Regions from separate parts of the Homo sapiens genome. Here region 1 is linked to region 2. The links are chromatin loops, found by intact Hi-C in ENCODE. Cell type or tissue: heart right ventricle. All regions are shown on one strand. Each heading gives the region's core, and the rest is flanking DNA. Links, peaks and the distances in the headings are about the cores only.

Region 1 (10,408 bases), core at 777-8,776, 68 kb before region 2:
AGCCAGCGTCGATCTGGAGTCAAAGGGACCCCATCCCAGAGGCAGTCACTTCTAGTGGGGGATAGGGTTTCTGTGGCTTGCAGCCTTGTGGATCTCCCTGCTGACATTACTAGGAAAGAGCTCAGATGTGCCACGCTCACTCTGAGTAGCACCTTTCGACGTGAACGTTGGGACCCTGACCTGCAGCGTCTTTGGGAGATGGGCCATCACACGGGTTCGACCCAGAATGTTAAGTTCATTCACAAAGAGAAACAAATCTGAACGTTTTCACTCCAGATCTTTCCAGAACCCGTGAGACTAAGAAAAAAGAACAAGGAAGAAAGGAGGCATAGGAATGAGGACTCCGTGGAGGGAAAACGGTCATTCCCTGTCGCTTTGGGGAATCTGCTGCAAAAACACGCCTGTCCAGGCCATCATACGTCCCGTCCCGCCCCTCCTTAGCTGGAAGGTGGAGACCAGGCGGTGGAGACCAGGCCATTCTACGTGCCGTCCTGCCTCTCCTTAACTGGAAGGTGGAGACCAGGCCATCATACATCCCGTCCTGCCCTCCTTAGCTGGAAGGTGGAGACCAGGCCATCCTACGTCCCATCCTGCCTCTCCTTAACTGGAAGGTGGGAGACCAGGCCATCCTACGTCCCGTCCCACCCATCCTTAGCTGGAAGGTGGCGGCCAGGCCATCACACGTCCCGTCCTGCCCTCCTTAGCTGGAAGGTGGAGACCAGGCCATCATACGTCCCGTCCTGCCCTCCTTAGCTGGAAGGTGGAGACCAGGCCATCACACGTCCCGTCCTGCCCTCCTTAGCTGGAAGGTGGGAGATGTCACCAGTTCACCCTAACCCCAGCCCATCCACTCCTGTGGCTCGGAACAAGCTATGAGGCGATCGCATGTGAAGGCCAATGAAAGGACTTTGCAAAAAATACAAATATATGGTAGGTTTCTACGTACAAGGTTTCTTTTTTTCTTTTCTTTTTTTTCTTTTTTTTGAGATGGAGTCTCCTTCTGTCACCCAGGCTGGAGTGCAGTGGTGCGATCTTGGCTCACTACAACCTCCGCCTCCCAGGTTCAAGCGATTCTCCTGCCTCAGCCTCCTGAGGAGCTGGGATTACAGGCACCTGCCACCATACCCGGCTAATTTTGGTATTTTTAGTAGAGACAGGGTTTCATCATGTTGCCCAGGCTGGTCTCAAGCTCTTGACCTTGTGATCTGCCCGCCTCGGCCTCCCAAAGTGCTGGGATTACAGGCATGAGCCACTGCACCCAGCCTGTTTTTTTTAATGAAAACAAAAATCCATGCCAAGATGCCTGAAAACAGACCTACCCCCAGGAGACAGGGTCAGTGCAGGTGCCCGAGGACAGGACACCAGGGCTCATCCCAGCACCCCAGAGCTCCAGGCTGATTTTCTAGTAATTTCCAACATAGCACTTGACTGACACGTCCAGCACAGACTCACAGCACGGGAGAGAACTCCTAGGACCAGCTGCTACAGTGAGAAGCTCCAGTGAGAAAGGTCAACTTCATAAACTATGGGAACACGGGAGGTGATCCACTGAATTGAGAGTGAGAGAGAATTCCACCCTTCTAGAGAGAATTCCACCCTTCTAGAGAGAATTCCACCCTTCTAGAATCCTACCATCATCAATCACCCTTACAGACTCAACATCCGAGAGAGAATTCCACCCTTCTAAAATCCTACCATCATCACCCTTAGGGACTCAACATCCAAGAGAGAATTCTACCCTTCTAGAATCCTACCGTCATCACCCTTATGGACTCAACATCCGAGAGAGAATTCCACCCTTCTAGAATCCTACCGTCATCACCTTTAGGGACTCAACATCAGAGAGAGAATTCCACCCTTCTAGAATCCTACCATCATCACCCTTACAGGCTGGACATCCAAAGACCATCTCACCTCTCCCTCATAAGACGAGGCCCTTCAGGGTCTACATCTTAGACCACTTTGTATCTTCAGTGCCTTACACGTGAGAGATACTCAATAAATGGGGATGCTGATGATGACAGTCAGGCCAATCAGCTGGATGCTGATGTGTGCTACCAGCTCCTCACATTTGACCTGGAGACACAGCCTGAGCCATAGGCAGGCGGATATTCCATTTTCACACATTTGTCATGGTTCCTCAGCAGAAAAGAAACCAGGCAAATACGCCGGGTGTGGCGGCTCACGCCTGTAATCCCAACACTTCGGGAGGCCGAGGAGGAGGCCAGGCGGTCAGGAATTTGAGACCAGCCTGGCCAACATGGCAAAACCCCGTCTCTACTAAAAATACAAAAATTAGCCGGGTGTGGTGGCTCATGCCTGTAATCCCAGCTACTCGAGAGGCTGAGGCGGGAGAATTGCTTGGAGGCCAGAGAATCACTTGAGCCTGGGAGGCGGAGGTTGCAGTGAGCCGAGATCACACCACTGCACTCCAGCCTGGGGGACAGAGCGAGACTGCATCTCATAAATAAATAAATAAGGTTTTAAAAATTAGGTGTTAGGAATAATGCTCACAATTTTAAGGAAATTGCCAGGCACGGTGGCTTGTGCCTATAATCCCAGCACTTTGGGAGGCCAAGGCAGGTGGATCACAAGGTCAGGAGTTCAAGACCAGCCTGGCCAAGACAACCCCATCTCTACTAAAATTACTAAAATTAGCTGTGGTGGTGGGCGCCTGTAATCCCAGCTGCTCGGGAGGCTGAGGCAGGGAATTGCGTGAACCCGGGAGGTGGAAGTTGCAGTGAGCCAAGATCGTGCCACTGCACTCCAGCCTGGCGACAGAGAGAAATTGTCTCAAAAAAAAAAAAAAAAAAGAAAAGAAAAAAGAAAAAAAATTTTAAGGAAATTGAACACACGAACAAAGGACTTTTAGCAAAGCAGTTTTATTTTTGCACAGAGGGGTGCCCCTTTGGCCAGTCGCCATGAGAGCACACCTGAACAAAGGGGCACAAAAGCCTTCATTCCTGACACAAGTCCTGCCCCTGTACCCTTTTTTTATTGGCCGGAGTCGGGTCTTATAATATAAACTAATCCCAGTTGGATAAACATTTGATTTTTTTTTAGATAGGGTGGGTACGTTAAAGAAAAGTGGAGGGAAAGGGGAAGGGGTGTCTGTAATGAGCCAGAAAGTTAGTCTTTCTTTAAATAAGGAAAGGAATGTGAGCTGGTACTGATAACGCTTGGTACTGTGGCATGCTGGGCACTTAACAAAGGCGAGAAGGGAAAAGGAGAAAAAAGGAGAAAAATGGTGGGGGTGGAGGGGTACAATGAATTAAAGAATAAAAGATTGATCAGATTATTTGAAGAGAAACCTCATCATATCCCACATAGTCAAATCATCTCGAAACTTTCCGCAGCTTCTGGTAGATGAGGAATGTGACTACGTAGCGCCTACCGCCCCAAATGCTATTATAAATTCCAAGTCGGCAGGGTGAGCTTTTCCGTGTCCGCTCTGCAAAATGAACAGAAGAGCAGGAAGTGTGGTTGGTGGGAACCACGGAGATGTTTGTCATCTCGGCACCGTCCGTACCTGTCCCCCCGCGGAGCCACTAGCACTCGGCACAGCTCCCTTCTCAATTTCCTATTTGATTGTTATTTCACAAGGGCTTTTTTTTTTTCCCTTCTCGGCTGCGTGGAAAGCTCTGTTTCTTGGCAGAACTTTCCAGTGCCCAGTTATAAACCCCGTGTTGATCACTTTCCTGCTTCAGGAAGTCCCCACTGAGCCCTGGGCCAAATGACAAGGAGGGGAGAGGAAATATTTACAATGATGTGAGAAACTCCCAGCCTGGAAAAAGAGATCAAAGAAAAAAGTCAGAAGGGACCGTTCTGCACGGAGCCTGGCACGTGAAGGCTTTCTCTAAATTGGCCTGGACCGGTCCACAGCGGTAATGTCACCTCACTGGGAATCCGGCAAGCCAGGCGTGTCCACAGCTCTGCAAACAGCCTCAGCCCCACTGCCACGGACCAGCCACGTCCACAGCAAAAGGAATCGTGTCCGACACTAAGAAACTGTGACCACCCAGTACCAAAGATGCCTTTATATAGAAACGGACTGTGGCTTGCATTCTTTCCCTCCACCAGCTCCTGAAATGAAAGGGTTCCGTCACACAATGAAATAAGTAACAGCAGGGAGAGAGAGAGAGGGGAGGTAAATTGTTTGGAAAGTAGAAGACAGGGTGGAAAAGATGAAATTCAAGACAGATGTGTGAGACCCGCAAACATATGTCTTTGAATTTATGCATCCAAGTGATTGATGTAGAATAAGAAAAAACAGCTACAAGCCCAATAAAGAAATAAATATAGGAGTAAATACAGAACAAAGTATCACGTTCCCCACTTCTTCCAGACCAACATCAATTCTCGTCTCTCTTTCTGCTACATAAAGTTGTTACAAAACGGGGCGAGTGAAGGATCGAAGATGAAACACTACGAATTAAGCAGAGGTTCTCTGTGGTCCCTGACACCCTCAGGAGGACGTCAACCCCTGACGATTCATTTCCAATTACTGAACGTTGATTTCCTGTTTTGTTTTTTTTTTGAGACGGAGTCCTGCCGTGTCGCCCACGCTGGAGTGCAATGGCACGATCTCGGCTCACTGCAACTTCTGCCTCCTGGCTTCAAGCAATTCTCCTACCTCAGCCTCCTGAGTATCTGGGATTATAGGCACCCACCACCACGCCCGGCTAATTTCTTTGTATTTTTAGGAGAGACAGGGTTTCACCATGTTGGCCAGGGCTGGGCTCAAACTCCTGACCTCAGGTGATCTGCCCGCCTCAGCCTCCCAAAGTGTTGGGATTACAGGCGTGAGCCACTGCGCCCAGCTGATTTCTTGTCTCTAAAAGGTACTGCTACGGCTTAACACGAGCAGGATTTAAAAAATAGTAGCATTTGCCAGGTTCGTGCCTGGTCATTAAGAAAAAATAAAGCAGGAAATTTAGATGGGCGTTTCCATCAAAACACAAAGTCCAAGGCTCTGGCCGGAAAGCCATTTTTACAATGCAGTCAGTATTCGTGCATGTCACTTTACTTCCAAACAGCGAACTCAAAGGGGCCACCACACGATTGGTTCCAAATGCCTCCTACTGAGAGACACAGGCAGCTTGCCTCCTGGTTACCTTCTCTGTTTGCAGATTCAGAAGCTAACAAGAAAGCGGACAGCAGCAGGAATGGCCCTGGATGTCAGATGCATCAGACAGAGAGGCTGAAGTGTGGTCTGAGGACAGATCGCCAGGGGTGGTGGAGATGACGGAGGTTTTTCTGGATAGGCCAAGTACCTATCCACTGCTCAGCAGGACGTCGGCTCCATACCACACATGTGCCTGGTCCTTTTTCATCAATAAACACTTATTGAGCATCTCAAACCTACCAGGCATTTGTGCCAGACGGTATGGGGTCAGATCAAGACAAAGGTCTTCGCCTTCGAGAAAGGAAGGGAGCCTGTCTGGTATGTAACAGGCTCCGGCTTCCTCTCTAGACCCTCCCCTGGGACGGCAGTCCCCACCCCACCCACACCCTTTGTTCCACGGCAGGCAATCATGGTGGGTGTGCACGCTTGATCTAAGACCAATCACGCTCTCTCCTGGAAGTTCAGAAAGTGGATACAAAGACGGATTCACTAAGACCAGAGCTTCCCAGCTGGGCGCAGTGGCTCACGCCTGTAATCCCAGCACTTTGGGAGGCCGAGACAGGTGGGTCACCTGAGGTCAGGAGTTAGAGACCACCCTGGCAAACAGGGTGAAATCTCATCTCTACTAAAAATACAAAAATTAGCTGGGCGTGGTGGCAGGTACCTGTAATCCCAGCTACTCAGGAGGCTGAGGCAGAAGAATTGCTTGAACCTGGGAGGCGGAGGTTGCAGTGAGCTGAGATCGCACCACTGCACTCCATCCTGGACGACAGACAAAAAAAAAAGATGGGAGCTTCCCAACCAGCGTGCTAGGAGCAGGCTCCAGGAGGGCACCGCACTGGCCCTCTCAGCCTCAGGGGCCGCTGGACTCCCTCTTCCCTCCCTCCACGTCCTTGTCCTCTGGCGGCCAGCTGCCTCATCCCTTTACCTCCGCAGACAAGCAATCATCATTTCCTAAACGTGGCAGGATGCAGAGCAGGTAGAGGAGTGCTGAAGAGCTGACAGTGGAGGTGAGAACCATAAACTCACGTCAAGGGCAGGCAGGGGTCGCCTTGCTGGGCCAGGGACAGCAGAGAGAAATGGAGCTGACGGAGAGGAGGACAGATAAGGAGGGGCAGGAGAGACACCAGAGTCAGAGAGGAGCGAACGAGAGAAGCTGCAGAGCCCCCAAGGAGCCCGAGAGCGACCTGCTCCTGAAACCCCAGGCTGGTCCCTCCGCATCCCAGCTGGGTGCCGTTCCTGCATCTGGAGGCCCCTGTGATGAAGGACTGTGTTCGGAGAGTCTAACTCAATCCACCTAAGGCAGCTGGAGTCCATTTCTGCTCCTCGTAAACAACTCCTAACTAAGACAGGTACGTGGGTCTGTGTGTGTGCGTGGAGAGTCCAAGCACATCACTAAATCCTCACTGCTTAGAACGCCAGAAAAAGAAAAGCAAAATCACCTGACGGACGCTCTCAGCCCTTTCAAATCCCTTTCTCACGGATCATTCTTCTGTCTTCCCCACGAGCCCCAGGGCCTGGGGAGGAGACACCTGCTCCTGCTCCCACGAGGTACGAGGTACGCAGAGGAAGGAGCAAGATGATGCCTTCAGACAAGGGAGCAAATGAGCTTCCCGGACCTCCTGCTTCCTGCAGCCAGCAGCCCATTTCTTAAGTGGGAGCCTAAGATACACAAACGTTTCACATGTGTGTGGACATGAGAAAAGTCAGTCCACTGCTCCGACCTGTGGGTCCAAGGAAGGTGGCCGTGAGCAAACTCACAAACTTGCCAAGAAATGCCATTTTGTGAGTTCCCAAAGTAGGGCTCTTCCTCTGGGAAGGTTTTGCAAGCTCACTGTCTCCAGTGGGGCTGGGGGGCACCCAGTTTTGCTCACTCGCTCTCTCCAGGGGGGCGGCGTGGGGGCCCCGGGAGCTGAGTCAGGAGGGACGAAGGCGGGAGGTTTCTTCTGCAGACAAGATGAATGGCCACACGTCCCTTAGAGCACACTCCCGAGGTAGAATCACACACATGATATTCAGAAGCAGGCACAGTACATCTTCCCCAACTTTAGTTTTCAAAGGCAGTTCAATGAGGGGGCTGCCGTTGGCGGACACTCCCCGGCCAGGTGTGTGCTGGTTCCAGATGCCGCCAGTGCCACAGAACCAAGACGGGCAGAGGGTGGAGTTTCTGAGGCGGCAACGAGACTTGACCTTCTCCTCCAGGACAGAAACGTCCCAGTGAATCAGACCCGGACGATGCCACTACTCACTTGCTTAGGAAACTTAAAACTGCTGAGGCCTTCGGAACAGAAACCACACACAAACAGCTTCTCCGTCGGGAGCACAGCTTCCTGGGACAGGCTGACCGCTTTAAAGAGCATGATAATCCTGTCAACGTTTAGCAGAACCGAACTGCTAAACATCAACACGTTTCAACCTGGTCTCCAGACCACCCAGAGAAAGGTCTGTGTCCAAAAGCCGGGGGATGCGGTGGGGAGGCCGGGGCCCAGCAAGCCTGAGCTCCGCTTGCCACTTGGCTCCAGCTCCACCCAAAGTTCCCCGGCTGAAATGAAGACGCCAGGACAAAAGACAGCGCAAGCCTCTGCCTGCTCCCAGGGGCAGCCTTGGGCTGCAGACGGGAGAGAAGATGCTTAGAAGGCATGAGCGGGGGACGGGAAGCAGAGGGGCTGAGGGGCTACAGAATGAATCTGAGGTCACTGTGTCCGCCGGCCACAAGAAAGGGCAGGTGGAAAGAGCAGGGTGGCAAAGTCAGCCAGGCTGGGAACATCCCTTCACCTCTTTGAGAAGCTACTTCCGCTGCACACTGGGAGAAACCAGTGCTTGCCTCATAGGCTTGCTATGATGAAGCCAGATGTGAAATCCAGATGGCTGCTCCCAGCACCCAGTTTCCAAGCTCAGGCGTCCACATGTATCATTTACAATTTGCGCCCTCCTCACTCCGATGCTTATTTACTTATTTTGCTTTGAATAGACTCCTTCAAAAAATTATTTTGAAAGGAAACTTTATATTGCTATTGTAAGTGGAGAACCAGCACCACTCGCCATAAATAGAGGCTAAGTGTCAAAATGAAAAGAACAAAGAACAAGCCATTATTACAAGTGATCTGTCTCGCGTTGCCTGCGGAAAGCGGAGGTCGGCTTTCTCTATGGAAGGGAGATTAGCAAGTTTTCCAGTGGTTTAAAGATGGCGCCACAGCGAGACTTTCTCCTGATCTAACCAGAGACTTGAAATGGAGAGTGGAAAAAGCTGGAAAAAGCACGCTGTAGCTCAATTAGGGGCGCCAGTCTCAGGAACGGCCCTGCCACCCTAATCCCTCAGGTCCTGTGCCAACGGAGGCAGCAGTGAGAAAAGGGAGCTAGAATCCTGTGGCCCTGGCTTATCCCTGCATGCCGGCCAAGGCCCCGCAGCCTCTAGAAGGCTCTTGGCCAAACAGCAATCCCTGCTGGCTTAGTCCCAGCTCTTCTGCCATCCGGGGGCATCCGGATGACACCTCCTCACAAGTCCCATCAGCGAGAACCTGCCTCAGCCACAGCCTCAGCCTCAGCCTCAGCCACAGCCTCAGTCGGGGCGTCTCCAGCAGGGAACCTCATTAAGCTCCCCACTGACCAGGACGTGGGCCACAGGATCCCTGGGACCCCCCGTGCCCACAGCTGGCATCTTGCTCCCCAAACTCAACCCTGTTTTCTCTCTCCTTTCTACCTCCAGAAAAAGTCAGGATGGATTATGTAGACAGACTTGCCTCTGAATGTCCATACTGACGTCCAGAAAATTTCAGGGGAGGGGAAAAAAGAAAACCCAACACTTCCTTTCCTTTCCAGCTCCCAGAGCTCCGAGTTGGTGTTGGATTTGGATACGGGGCTCCTGGAAGCGGATATGGAGCAGAAAGTAGGGCTGGGTGGGTGGAGGAGGGAGGCAGGACCCCCGTCTGCTCTCTGAGTCAGCCCGGGCTATAGAGTGGGGCCAGGTCCCCCTGCACGGTTGGGATTATGCGTATGCCAAGCCTAACCGTCCTGTCCTTACAAAGGAGGCCTGGAGCTCCCTCCAGCACAAATCGCAAATTGGGAAGAAAGAGCTTGACCAGAAGTGTTTAATGCAGCATTTCCTCAGGACCACTGTTTCCCCAGGATGCCTATTTCCCCAGGACACCTCAGAGTCCCAGGGACTCATGCAGATTTCCAGGCCCCACCTCTGACCCACTGGATCTGACCCAGGGGATGAGACCTAAAGTGTAAATTTTTTCTTTTTTTTTTTGAGACAGAGTCTCACTTTATCACCCAGGCTGGAGTGCAATGGCGCAATCTCAGCTCACTGCAAGCTCCACCCCCTGGGTTCAAGCGATTCTCCTGCTTCAGCCTCCTGAGTAGTTGGGACCACAGGCGCCCACCACCATGCCCGGCTAAAAACATAAATGTTAAGAAAATTCCCAGCCGGGCACGGTGGCTCACGCCTGGAATCCCGGTACTTTGGGAGGCGTGGATCACCTGAGGTCAGGAGTTTGAGACCAGCCTGGCCAGCACGGTGAAACCTCGTCTCTACCAAAAATACAAAAATTAGCCGGGTGTGGTGGTGCACGCACGCCTGTAGTCCCAGCTACTCGGGAGGTGGAGGCAGGAGAATCGCTTGAACCTGGGAGGCGCATGTTACAGTGAGCCGAGATCACGCCACTGCCTTCTAACCTGGCTGACAGAGTGAGACTCTGCCTAAAAGAAAAAAGAAAGCTCTCAGGTAACTCAGGCCCACTGAAGTCTCTTTCCCACAGGGTGTCCCTCTGTCCTTACTGTGTGTCCCTCGCCCCAGCTAATTCTTCCTCACCCTGCAGATATGAGGTCAAACATCAGCTCTTCGGGGGAGCCTTCTCTGCCCAGGACCTCCCTCCCAAGTTTAGACCAGGTGCTGTATACATGTCCAAGCCCTAGTACTCTTCCTTTACAGTACTTCTCACTATTTCTGTTATACACATATATATATATATATATATATTTTTTTTTTTTTTTCCAAGACGGAGTCTCACTCTGTCGCCCAGGCTGGAGTGCAGTGGTGCGATCTCGGCTCACTGCAACCTCTGCCTCCCCGGGTTCAAGTGATTCTCCTGCCCCAGCCTCCCAAGTAGCTGGGATTACAGGCACCCGCCACCACACGGCTAAGTTTTGCATTTTTATTAGACACGGGGTTTCTCCATGTTAGCCAGGATGGTCTTGATCTCCTGACCTCCTGATCCACCCACCTCGGCCTCCCAAAGTGCTGGGATAACAGGCGTGAGCCACTGCGCCCGGCCAATTTCC
Region 2 (11,396 bases), core at 2,074-10,073:
ATGAAAGAATCATGAAATACTTCTAACATAAAGGCAGTTTATTTGCCAAGAGAACAATCTTAAATCTCCTAAAAGCTCCATCCAGTTCTAGGTTGAAGCAACATCCTACACCTCCTAAATCAAACAACCTATGACTCAAATTCTAATCTTGGCCAGGCCTGGCAGCTCACGCCTGTAATCCCAGCAGTTGGGGAGGCCGAGGCAGGCGGATCACCTGAGACCAGGAGACGGAGACCAGCCTGGCCAACAGGGCGAGACCCTGTCTCTACTAAAAATACAAAAATGAGCCAGGCGTGGTGGCGGGCACTTGTAATCCCAGCTACTCAGAAGGCTGAGGGAGGAGAATCACTTGAACCCGGGAGGCGGAGGTTGTGGTGAGCCGAGATCGCGCCGCTGCACTCCAGCCTGGGTGACAGAGTGAGACTCCATTAAAAAAAAAAAAAAAAGTTCTAATCTTTGTAAGTGGCATAGACAGACAAAGTGTTTTCCAAATGCTGTAGGATATATATTTTTTAAAGCTCTCAATGCATAATATTGTCTGGAGGGTTTTTATTTGTTTTTTAGAAGAATTTATCATCCGTTCCAAGTTAGAGTTCACTTGCTACAAATGCTCAGAACTGATGATGTTTTTTTAAAAAAGCAACATACTTTCTACGTACAGCATTATTGCTCCAATGAATTAATGCCAACAAATGTGCTCGGTATTGCTTCCAGATTCTTCAAGTAACTGTACTCCTTGGAATGGTCAACCCAGTCCCATCTGTCCTTGATTACTTAATTTGCAGTCACCGGGGAGTTCAAAATGACTTTTCCACAGTGAAGATGGAAGCACACCTGGGCAGCAGAACGAGTGATGTGGGCTCAGCTCACAGACCTTCTCACACAGGGATGTAACAGGCGGCAGAAAGAAGGAATTCCCTCCCCGCGAGAAGGCTTGGGAAGGACAGTCTCCATGTTCCGGGAGACTCTGGACTTTAAGGAAGATTCCTTCCTGCTCTAGCTTATCTTTTTTAGCTTTTTTTTAAAGTATTTTTTTTGCTGATTAACTCCACTCTGCCAATAGTGTGTCCTCTCAAAGGACTCCAAGTTCCCACAGTGCATATGTATCCAATTTTATTGCTTTGCACTTGATATACGGCTTTGTAACTGCTCAAGGCATATTTTTGTGAACATTATGTTTCTGTCTCCCATACTCTACCCTAAGCTTCTTAACAATAAAAATCATGCCCTGCCCCTGCTTGGGATTTTTAACTATGACTGCATTAAATCTATAAATTAATTTTAAAGAAATGACATCTTTACAATATTTTGTATTTCTAGCCAGGAACAGTCTGTTTCTCCATTAATGCAAGTCTTCTTTTTTTTTTTTTTTTTTTTTGAGACGGAGTCTCGCTCTGTCGCCCAGGCTGGAGTGCAGTGGCGCGATCTCGGCTTGCTGCAAGCTCCGCCTCCCAGGTTCATGCCATTCTCCTGCCTCAGCTTCCTGAGTAGCTGGGACTACAGACGCCCGGCTAATTTTTTTTGTATTTTTTGTAGAGATGGTGTTTTACCGTGTTAGCCAGGATGGTCTCGATCTCCTGACCTTGTGATCCACCCGTCTCAGCCTCCCAAAGTATTGGGATTACAGCCGCCCACCACCACACCCGGCTAATTTTTGTATTTTTAGTAGAGATGAGGTTTCTTTCACCCTGTTAGCCAGGATGGTCTTGATCTCCTGACCTCGTGATCTGCCCGCCTCAGCCTCCCAAAGTGCTGGGATTACAGGTGTGAGCCACAGGGCCCGGCCAATTTTTTTTTTTTTTTAATGTCTAACCAAAGTTTCATAGTTTTCTCCAACTATAAAAACAAAATATGCACATAAAACATTTCACGTGAGTCTTTCTCCCTCCCCAGATCCCAGTCTGGCCCTCAGGTAATCCCCTCAGTTAAGTAACTTCCAGACGATATTCATGCATATACTTTTTTTTTTTTTTTGAGATGGACAGTCTCACTCTGTTGCCCAGGCTGGAGTACAGTGGCGCGATCTCGGCTCACTGCAACCTCTGCCTCCCGAGTTCAAGTGATTCTCCTGCCTCAGCCTCCCAAGTAGCAGGGATTACAGGCGCCCGCTACCACGCACGGCTAATTTTTCTATTTTTAGTGGAGATGGGGTTTTGCCATGTTGGCCAGGCTGGTGTTGAACTCCTAACATCAAGTGATCCACCCTCCTCAGCCTCCCAAAGTGCTGGGCTTATAAGCGTGAGCCACCACACCCGGCCAAATACTCTATTTTTTAATCCACATTCGGTTGAAAAAAATCTGTGTATAAATGGAACGGTGTAGTTCAAACCAACGTTGTTTGAGGGTCAACCGTATTTGTAAGATCTGTTGAGAAATTCCCAGAAATTGGACTGACAGGTCAAACGGTCCACACATTTTTAACTGTGTTAAAACACTGCCAAAGACACCGCATCAGATTACGCTCCCCCAACCACGCGGGAGAGACCCCGTCTACATCCTTGCCAACACTGTATGTTATCAAATGTTCCTTTTGCCAGTTTAATAATCACATATTTCAAAAGTTGTACTTCTTTAATTGCAAACAGAACCAGGCATCTTTTCATGTTTATGTGTCTTTCTCTGTTCAAATTCTTTACCCAAATTGATTTTAAAAGCTCTTTATGCATTAAGAAAAAAAACAGGCCAGTGGGCAGTGGCTCACACCTGTAATCCCAGCATGAAGATTACATTTGGGAGGCCGATGCGGGCGGATCACCTGAGGTCAGGAGTTCGAGACCAGCCTGGCCAACATGGTGAAACCCCGTCTCTACTAAAAATACGAAAAATTAGCCGGGCGTGGTGGTACGTGTCTGTAATCCCAGCTACTCGGGAGGCTGAGGCAGGAGAATCGCTTGAACCCGGGAGATGGAGCTTGCAGTGAGCCAAGATTGCACCACCGCACTCCAGCCTGGGCGACAGAGTGAAACAAGGAAAGGAGAAAAGAGAAAGGAAAGGACGGAAAAAAGAAAGAAAGAAAAGAAAAATAGCACTTTTCTCTGTCATATACGTTGGAAATATCTTTTCTCACCCTAGGGTTTATCATTTGATCTGGTTTCTGGTATTTTGGACCATATAGAAGTTTTATATTACAGTCATCTCTTTTATAGTCACCAATAAAATCTAGATTAATTCTCTGAACATAAATAGAGGCTAACTTCTTATTAGGAGAAGTAAAATTGAACAGAAAATTCATGAGTCACCAAAAATCCTTCCCGATTTTGTAAAATCTGGAAAAGCCAACAGTTGATCACCAAACCACTGCCAGCTCCCAAATGACAGAACTCATCCACAGAGCACCCCCACAGCCCAGGATGGCCCATTTTCTCCTGGAGTCTGAAAAGTCCATTCGCTTGTCAGTTTTCCAGAGTCTGGGAACCCTTTTTGCCTCTAGCGCTGGCTTAGCTGTTTCAACACAGAAGTGATCACAGATGAAGATGTCGGCCCCTGCCCACAGCAGAGACTCCTCAACACGACAGACAGAGAGCAACAGGCTGAGAAAGGAGAGTCGGTCAGTTTCCCAGAGACATCGTGGCACAACAGAGACCAAAGGAAAAGAGGATAAGGAGGCAGGTTCTCCACCTACCCCCACGTCCCCAGGCAATGCAGAGACCGGGAACCGATAAAGAGGCAGGTTCTCCACCTACCCCCACGTCCCCAGGCAATGCAGAGACCGGGACCCTTCTCAGATGACTTTTCTCTCCTGGCACCTGCTCTTTCTTATCCTTGTAGTAAAAGAGCAGACAAAAATGAAGCAGAAAAAAAATGTGTAAACAATTGCCCTTTCCATCTACACTGGCATAAACTCACTTACTTAAGTGCAAGGACATTCATTATAACGGCGTGTCCTCCCAAACTCGCGGAAGATTTTTATTTTATTATTTATTTTTATTTTTATTTTTGAGACAGAGTCTCGCCCTGTCGCCCAGACTGGAGTGCAGTGGCACAATCTTGGCCTACTGCAACCTCCGGCTCCTGAGTTCAAGTGATTCTCCAGCCTCAGCCTCCCGGGTAGCTGGGACTCCAGACACCCACCACCACACCCAGCTAATTTTTGTATTTTTAATAGAGACAGGGTTTCGCCACATTGGCCAGGCTGCTCTCGAACTCCCAACCTCAAGTGACTCACCTACCTCAGCCTCCCAAAGTGCTGGGATTACAGGCGCCCGCCACCACGCCCAGCTAATTTTTGTATTTTTAATAGAGATGGGGTTTCGCCACGTTGGCCAGGCTGGTCTCGCACTCCTGACCTCAGGTGACTCGCCTACCTCAGCCTCCCAAAGTGCTGGGATTACAGGCACCCGCCACCACGCCCAGCTAATTTTTGTATTTTTAGTAGAAATAGGGTTTTACCGTGTTGGCCAGGCTGGTCTCAAACTCCTGACCTCAGGTGATCCACCCGCCACAGCCTCCCAAAGTGCTGGTATTACAGGCACAAGCTACCACGCCCGGCCAGAAGGAAGATTCTTTTTAAGGCGAGAAGTATGCAATGAGACAGTAGAGGCAAGGTCAAAGGCAAACACCGAGGTCTGTAATTGGTAGCGCAAGCAAGGTTCCTAGAGGAGACAGGAATATACACAATTCAACAAACATGTATGAAATGCTACCTTGTGCTGAGCATCGAACCAGGCGGAGACAAAGATGAGGAGCAGAGACTCGCTTCTGACCTTCAAAGAGTCCACAGTCCATTGAGTGAGGTCATTAACTCAGCAAGCGAGTTAACAGGGAGCGTACCGTGATGTGGGAAGCAAGACTGTTGGGTGTAGAGGAGGCGGAGCTGGATGTGGGGAACCAGGGCTTCCCCTGGAGGAGCTGATGAGTGCGTGGAACCAACAGCACAGGCAAATAAAGCAAGCAAGTGAGATGAGTTTTCCTAAAATATTAAAGGGGGTGAAATCGCAGACACTTGTACTGGAAAAATTTCAGAGTTGATTTTTTTTTTTAGACAAAGTCTCGCTCGCCAGGCTGGAGTGCAGTGGTGCGATCTCGGCTCACTCCAACTTCTGCCTCCCAGGTTCAAGAGATTCTCCTGCCTCAGCCTCCCAAATAGCTGGGAATACAGGCACCCGCCACAACGCCAAGCTCATTTTTTGTATTTTTAGTAGAAATGGGGTTTCACCATATTGGCCAGGCTGGCCTCGAACTTCTGACCTCGTGATAGGTCCACCTCAGCCTCCAAAAGTGCTGGGATTACAGGCGTGAGCCACTGCACCCGGCCAGTTGAGGATTTTATAGTTGAGAATAAGTGGGATTATGATTAGCATGACCTCTAGGAATTCTTTCTCTCTTTCTTTCTGAGATAGAGTCTCACTCTGTCGCCCAGGCTGGAGTCATCTCGGCTCACTGCAACCTCCACCTCCTGGGCTCAGACAATCCTCCTGCCTCCGCCTCCCAAGTAGCTGGGACTACGGGAGTGTGCCATCACACCCAGCTAATTTTTGTATTTTTTTGTAAAGACTGGGTTTTGCCATGTTGCCCAGACTGGTCTCAAACTCTTGGGCTCAGGCAATCAACCTGCCTCAGCCTCCCAAAGTGCTGGGATTACAGATATAAGACACCACACCTGGACTCTAGGAAATTATTTCTAAGAAAGGAGTAAAAGTGAGAATGAATGAGTACATAGTGTAACGCTTCCGAGCTTTGGTGCAGGAGGAAAGTAAATAACAAGGATACCCCAGGGCTGGAAACTTGGCAATAAACCAAGAAGGCAGAGACCAGTTAGTGCAACACTAAAATGCCTGACCACTTATGGGGCCAGAGCTGGGGCTTCCAGGTGAAACTTCCCCTAAAATGGGCGGCCACTTATGGTGTCAGAGCCGAAACTTCCCCTAAAATGGGCGGCCACTTATGGTGTCAGAGCTGGAACTTCCAGCTGCTCCCCCTCTCCCAGTTCTTTTGTCCTTGTCCCTAGAGTTTTGGTCTCCAAGCAATCGGTTCTGTGTTTTTGTTTGTAGGCTCAATTTTAAACCACATTTTGTAAAGGCACTTCTCAAAAGGCAAAGATAAAAACACTGAAGCTCTTAAGAGCGCCTGTCTGGCTGCCAAGCCATTGTTCTACTCAAATGTCGAATGAAAAGGGAGAAACAGAATGATGATTGTATTTGAATTGCTTCCAAGGAAAAGTAACCTCCAGCAAAACTCTAGGCCCACTTTGCTAGAAATCCTGGCACGTCGGCAACAGAAATGGAGGCAGAAAATTGCATCTTTCAGAAAGCAGAGTATCAAACAGGAAAAGCCACAAGGAGTGAGGTGCTGTGAGGTTCCCGTGGTGCAGGATCCATTTTATCCTTTCTACTTCTTCCTGCTGAAAATGAGATTATTTAAAACAATTTAAAAGACAATTTTCCCTGCAAGGGGCCTTTTGGAAATGAGTCAAAGTCAAATCCCTTGTTTTACGTAAAATTAACGTATGACATTTCAAAGTTACCAAACTAAAAAAAAGGAAAATAAATATAAACACATTCCAAAACTTAAAAATGAAGGAGATTTCAGACAGTCCCTCCTGGTAAAATGTGAAATTGCACCCCAGCTGCAGTAGCTACTGTAAATATCCAAGGAATCAGTTTTAAGTGTTTGGGGATCCCAGGGATCCCTGCAAAGCACTCAGGATTTTAACATTAAGCTCACAAATTACAGCAGCTGGCCGGGCACGGTGGCTCACGCCCGTAATCCCAGCACTTTTGGAGGCCGAGGCAGGTGGATCACCTGAGGTCTCCACTAAAAATACAAAAAACTAGCCAGGTGTGGTGGCGGACATCTGTAATCCCAGCCACTTCGGGGGCTGAGGCAGGAGAATCACTTGAACCCGGGAGGTGGAGGTTGCAGTGAGCTGAGGTTATGCCATTGCACTCCGGCCTGGGCAACAGAGAGAAACTTCATCTCTAAAAAAAAATTACAGCAACCAACAGGCCTCTAGGTTAGTTACCACCCTAACCTCTTCGTTGTAAATTTTCAAACCACCTTGAAGGTGGGTATTTTTGGTGGGTCTTTATCTTCATTCATTAATCACATTATCAGACATTCCCTGTGTGTCCTGTTCTGTTATACATGCTGAAGCTACAAATCAAACATCCGCTTTGCCTCCAACAAGATTCCCTGTTCCTAAGTGAACCAAGGAATGAGGTGTTCCACGCCTGAGCTCACATCTTTTTTTTTTTTTTCTGTAGCCCAGGCTGGAGTGCAATGGCGCGACCTCGGCTCGCCGTGGCCTCCGCCTCGCGGGTTCAAGCGATTCTCCTGCCTCAGCCTCCCGAGCAGCTGGGACTACAGGCGCCCGCCACCATGCCCAGCTAATTTTTTGTATTTTTAGTAGAGACGGGGTTTCACCATGTTGGCCAGGCTGGTCTCAATCTCTTGACCTCGTGATCCGCCTGCCTTGGCCTCTGAAAGTGCTGGGCCTCTGAAAGAACAGGCGGGAGCCGCCGCTCACATCTTTACTCATGAACCTAAACTCACAGAGCAGCCCCACACTGTCGTCTGTGGAAACCACACCAGCTCCTCCTCTTCCTTCTGGACCTGCTGTCCCACCCTACGCCCATTTTTTATCTCCACCCACTCTTTGAACTTAGCACTGGTGTCTACAGGCTCGATTCCCAGCTCTCCCACAAGGACGTGGCTCAGACGCACGTCACCATCTCAACCCAATGTAGGCCACCCGCTGCAGGCGAGCTTCCCTACCCAATCCGACCTCCTAGACGGACACCCCAGGTTCCAGCCCTACAAGGGGCGCGTACTGGCACAACAGGCGGGCGTGGCTCTCGCTCCCCAGGAAGGCCTCGCAGAGGTGGGGACAAGGGCGGATGGGAAAGGGGATAAGCGACAGGAGAGGGGGGACTCCCGTTCCAAACAAAGGGGACTGCGTACTGGTGAAGAAGAATGTGGTCTGTATTCAGTTTTGTTGACAAGAACCCCTAATGGATAATAATAAAATGTTTACTGAGCTCGTACTTTATGGAAGACACATGGCTCACGGCAGGGCCCGGCACATCACAAAAACTCACTCCGTATTTGCAGCATAAAGGAAATCTCAGTTTCAGTTTTAAAAGTTGTGTGTCTAAACCAGAAAATAACTCATAACATGATCCTACTAAGAAGATGGGCCAAAAACAGACAAAAGAAACACGAGAACACTCAATATCACCTCCCCCAAAACAACACAGCATTTTCCTCCTGTAATCAAACAATCACAAACCAGGCTGTGCTGGGCCTGGCCGTTGTGCCAGAAACAGCCCCAGAACCCTGGGCCCAAAGGGGTCTGGTCTTGATTAAGATTATTTTCCTTTGTAACGTTCGGTTTGGAGGAAAAGGCGGGAGGGTCGGAAGGAAATGGGAGGAGCGCACGATCCATCAGCGAGTTTCATCGCAGCGTTTCATCTCCTTCGTGAACTGGGCTCAGGGAGGCCGTGACTCCCATTTCCATTTGGCTCCCGAGTCAATCACTCACTTTCATTCCAGCTACTTTTTGTCTTAATTTCTTGACTTAAAAAGGGTTTGGTTGAGGCCGGGCGCAGTGGCTCATGCCTGTAATCCCAGAAAGTGAGGCCGAGGCGGGCGGATCACCTGAGGCCAACAGTTCAAGAGCAGTCTGGCCAACACGATGAAAACCTGTCTCTACTAAAAATACAAAAATTATCCAGGCGCGGTGGTGGGCGGCTGTAATCCCAGCTACTCAGGAGGCTGAGGCACGAGAATCGCTTGCACCCGGGAGGCAGAGGCTGCAGTGAGCTGAGATCGCGCCACCGCACTCCAGCCTGGGAGACAGAGACTCAGTCTCAAAAAAAAAAAAAGGCCGGGGGTGGGGGGGCGGGTGTTTGTTGAATCCTTGGTGAATTTAAGGACTCAGAAAACAAAGTAAGTTAAACTACGTTTCCACAGCCTCCTTCCTCATTAAAAATGTCTCTGCAGCCAGGCAAGGTGGCGTGCGCCTGTAGTCCCAGCTACTCGGGAGGCTGAGGCGGGAGGATCACTTGAGGCCAGGAGTTTGAGGCTGCAGTGAGCTATGATTGCACCACTGCACTCCAGCCTGGGCAACAGAGTAAGACCCTATTGCTTTAAAAAAAAAAAATGTTTCAGCCAGGCTCGGTGGCTCACACCTGTAATCCCAGCACTTTGGGAGGCTGAGGGTGGATCACGAGGTCAGGAGATCGAGACCATCCTGGCTAACATGGTGAAAGCCCGTCTCTACTACAAATACAAAAATCAGCCGGGCGTCATGGCGGGCACCTGTAGTCCCAGTTCCTTGGGAGGCTGAAGCAGGAGAATAGCTTGAACTAGGGAGGCAGAGGTTGCAGTGAGCCGAGATTGTGCCACTGTACTCCAGCCTGGTGACAGAGTGAGACTCTGTCTCAAAACAAAACAAAAAAAAGGTTCTGGAATGATTATTCCAATTAAACAGCTTTTATTACAATACTCTGTCAATGCAGGGCAATCATTCCTTAAGATGCTAGAAAACGTGTTATTGTAACACGAGGAAAAAGCCCTGTAATCTCAGCACAACCAGAAATTAAAGTGGCAGTTTTGGGAGGACGCAGTCAAACGGCTTTCTACAGCACCTCCTCGTATCGTGGGTTACAGAACCTACGTCGTCCTCGGAATCCCCGCATTCGTCCCACGCGGCCCTCAGACACGGGCTCTGGTTCAAGGTGGGAGACAGAGACAACACCAATCAGCCCTTACCAGGCAGTGCGTGGCTCCAGAACAACAACTGAAAATAATATTGGAACGCAGTCCAGAAAATACAACTAGGGGCAGAGCGGTCCGGCACAAAACACCAGGAAACGCTCTCCCTTCCATCATTCAATCTTGGCGGACCACACTGGTATGCGACCTCATCTAGCTACATAGCTACACCTCCCTCTTGTCACCTTGCAGACTGGTATTCACTAACCCCCAGGCCATGGCGGAAAATGTACCTTCCATCTCTCTCTGCCTCAGCCCCCACCGGCACCCTTGGTGCCTTCATCACCCATCCAGAGCAACTACCCACTTCCACGGCCTCCTCCATGTGAGGACCTCCGCCTCCAACTCTCTTCGAGCCACCACGCGGTGCAAATGTTTGTATTTTTGGTGGAGACAAGGTTTCGCCATGTTGCCCAGGCTGGTCTTGAACTCCTGGGCTCAAGCGATCAGCCCATCTCAGCCGCCCAAAGTGCTGGGATGACAAGCACGAGCCATCACGCCCAGTCTACACCCCGAAATCCAACATTACAAACTTATCAATGCTGCCTCCTGTCATCTCCCCCCGCCCCTGGCTCCCGCTTTGACCTGGAGGAATCTGGCAACGTCAACATCAAGTGATTGTTCAAATTCAGCCAAGGGGGCCGATGAGGTGCCCATGTGGCTCTCCTCCCAGCCCCGAGCGCCTGGGGATACCTAGGCCCTCCTGTCATGCCCCAAGGCCAATGTAGCCTTGGGGATGCCGAGCCTGCCTGATCCCAATTCCTCCAGCGTTCTCCTCCCAGGGTTCCGCTCCCTCCCCAAGTGACCAGCCCTCACCAGCTCACTCCAGCTCTGCAGCGTTCTCCCAGGCTCTCAACCCTCGACGCTCATCCAGGTTCATTCGCCATCCGTATGCCCTAGCCCAGGGTGGGTCTCATCAACTGTACCCTCACTGGCAGCACCCAGGACGTTCTCAATGAGGTCTTCATTCATACCGCCTTGCCAATCGCCCTCAAAATCACCTGGAAGATTCCACCGTTCAGGAAGCCTTTTTTTTTTTTTTCCTTTGAAACAGAGTCTCGCCCTGTTGCCCAGGCTGGAGTGCAGTGGTGGGATCTCGGCTCGCTGCAACCTCTGCCTCCCGGGTTCAAGCGATTCTCTTGCCTCAACCTCCCGAGTAGTTGGGATTACAGGCGCCCGCCACCATGTCCGGCTAATTTTTGTAATTTTAGTAAAGACGGGGTTTTGCCATGTTAGCCAGGCTGGTCTTGAACTCCTGACCTCAAGTGATCCTCCCACCTTGGCCCCCAAAAGTCCTGGATGACAGGTGTGAGCCACCGTGCCCAGCCTCTATGTGACCTTTATATGTTTCTTAACCTCTTTGTGACTCAGTTTTCTCATTTGTAAAATAAAGAGAAGAGCATCTATATCACAGCTTTGTAGTGAGAGTTAGACGGGACGGCGTTCAGCCACCCTCAGAGCAGCGGCTGGCACACAGGGGAGCCCCTTCCTCTGCTCACTCCTTCCTCTTCCTCCACCTACAGGGTCAAGTCTTTACCACTCAAAAGGTAACTGTTTATCCCCAGGCAACCTCTATGTTCCTCTGGCTCAGCCCCAAGCTCCCTGACTCACCACAGCCTCCTCCTACCCCGGCTCCCTCTCCGCACTCACAAGCCGGCTCTCAGCGGGGCCACCAACAACAC

Evidence for each region. Hi-C counts contacts between places; a loop is a spot of excess contacts. Peaks named below come from ENCODE experiments on the same cell type or tissue, not always from the same donor. Only the 100,000 strongest peaks of a DNase experiment are listed, where the experiment ranks them.
Region 1: it touches region 2 in a loop (2.9-fold over the local background); 6 of 110 quality-filtered maps call a loop at or near these places.

What each region holds. Positions count from the first base shown.
Region 1 is chr17:843,619-854,026 of GRCh38, forward strand. All of the region lies in intron 1 of NXN (nucleoredoxin), which reads right to left. It overlaps LOC124903894 (a long non-coding RNA gene), which reads right to left and starts at 9,402. Exons shown (of 2, transcript XR_007065574.1): 1 at 6,568-9,402; 2 at 2,867-3,451. RefSeq lists enhancers at 1-180, 6,810-7,384, 8,040-8,540. In heart right ventricle, for the core only: no CTCF peak of the experiment used is centred there; no DNase peak of the experiment used is centred there; H3K4me3 peaks cover 3,466 bases; H3K27ac peaks cover 4,727 bases.
Region 2 is chr17:909,980-921,375 of GRCh38, forward strand. All of the region lies in intron 1 of NXN (nucleoredoxin), which reads right to left. It overlaps LOC101927727 (a long non-coding RNA gene), which reads left to right. Exons shown (of 2, transcript NR_135633.1): 2 at 715-1,233. Among named protein-coding and RNA genes, the nearest start is that of NXN, 64 kb to the right of the region's middle. RefSeq lists enhancers at 1-24, 8,550-9,067. In heart right ventricle, for the core only: no CTCF peak of the experiment used is centred there; DNase peaks (open chromatin) are centred at 5,865 and 6,081; H3K4me3 peaks cover 2,033 bases; H3K27ac peaks cover 4,729 bases.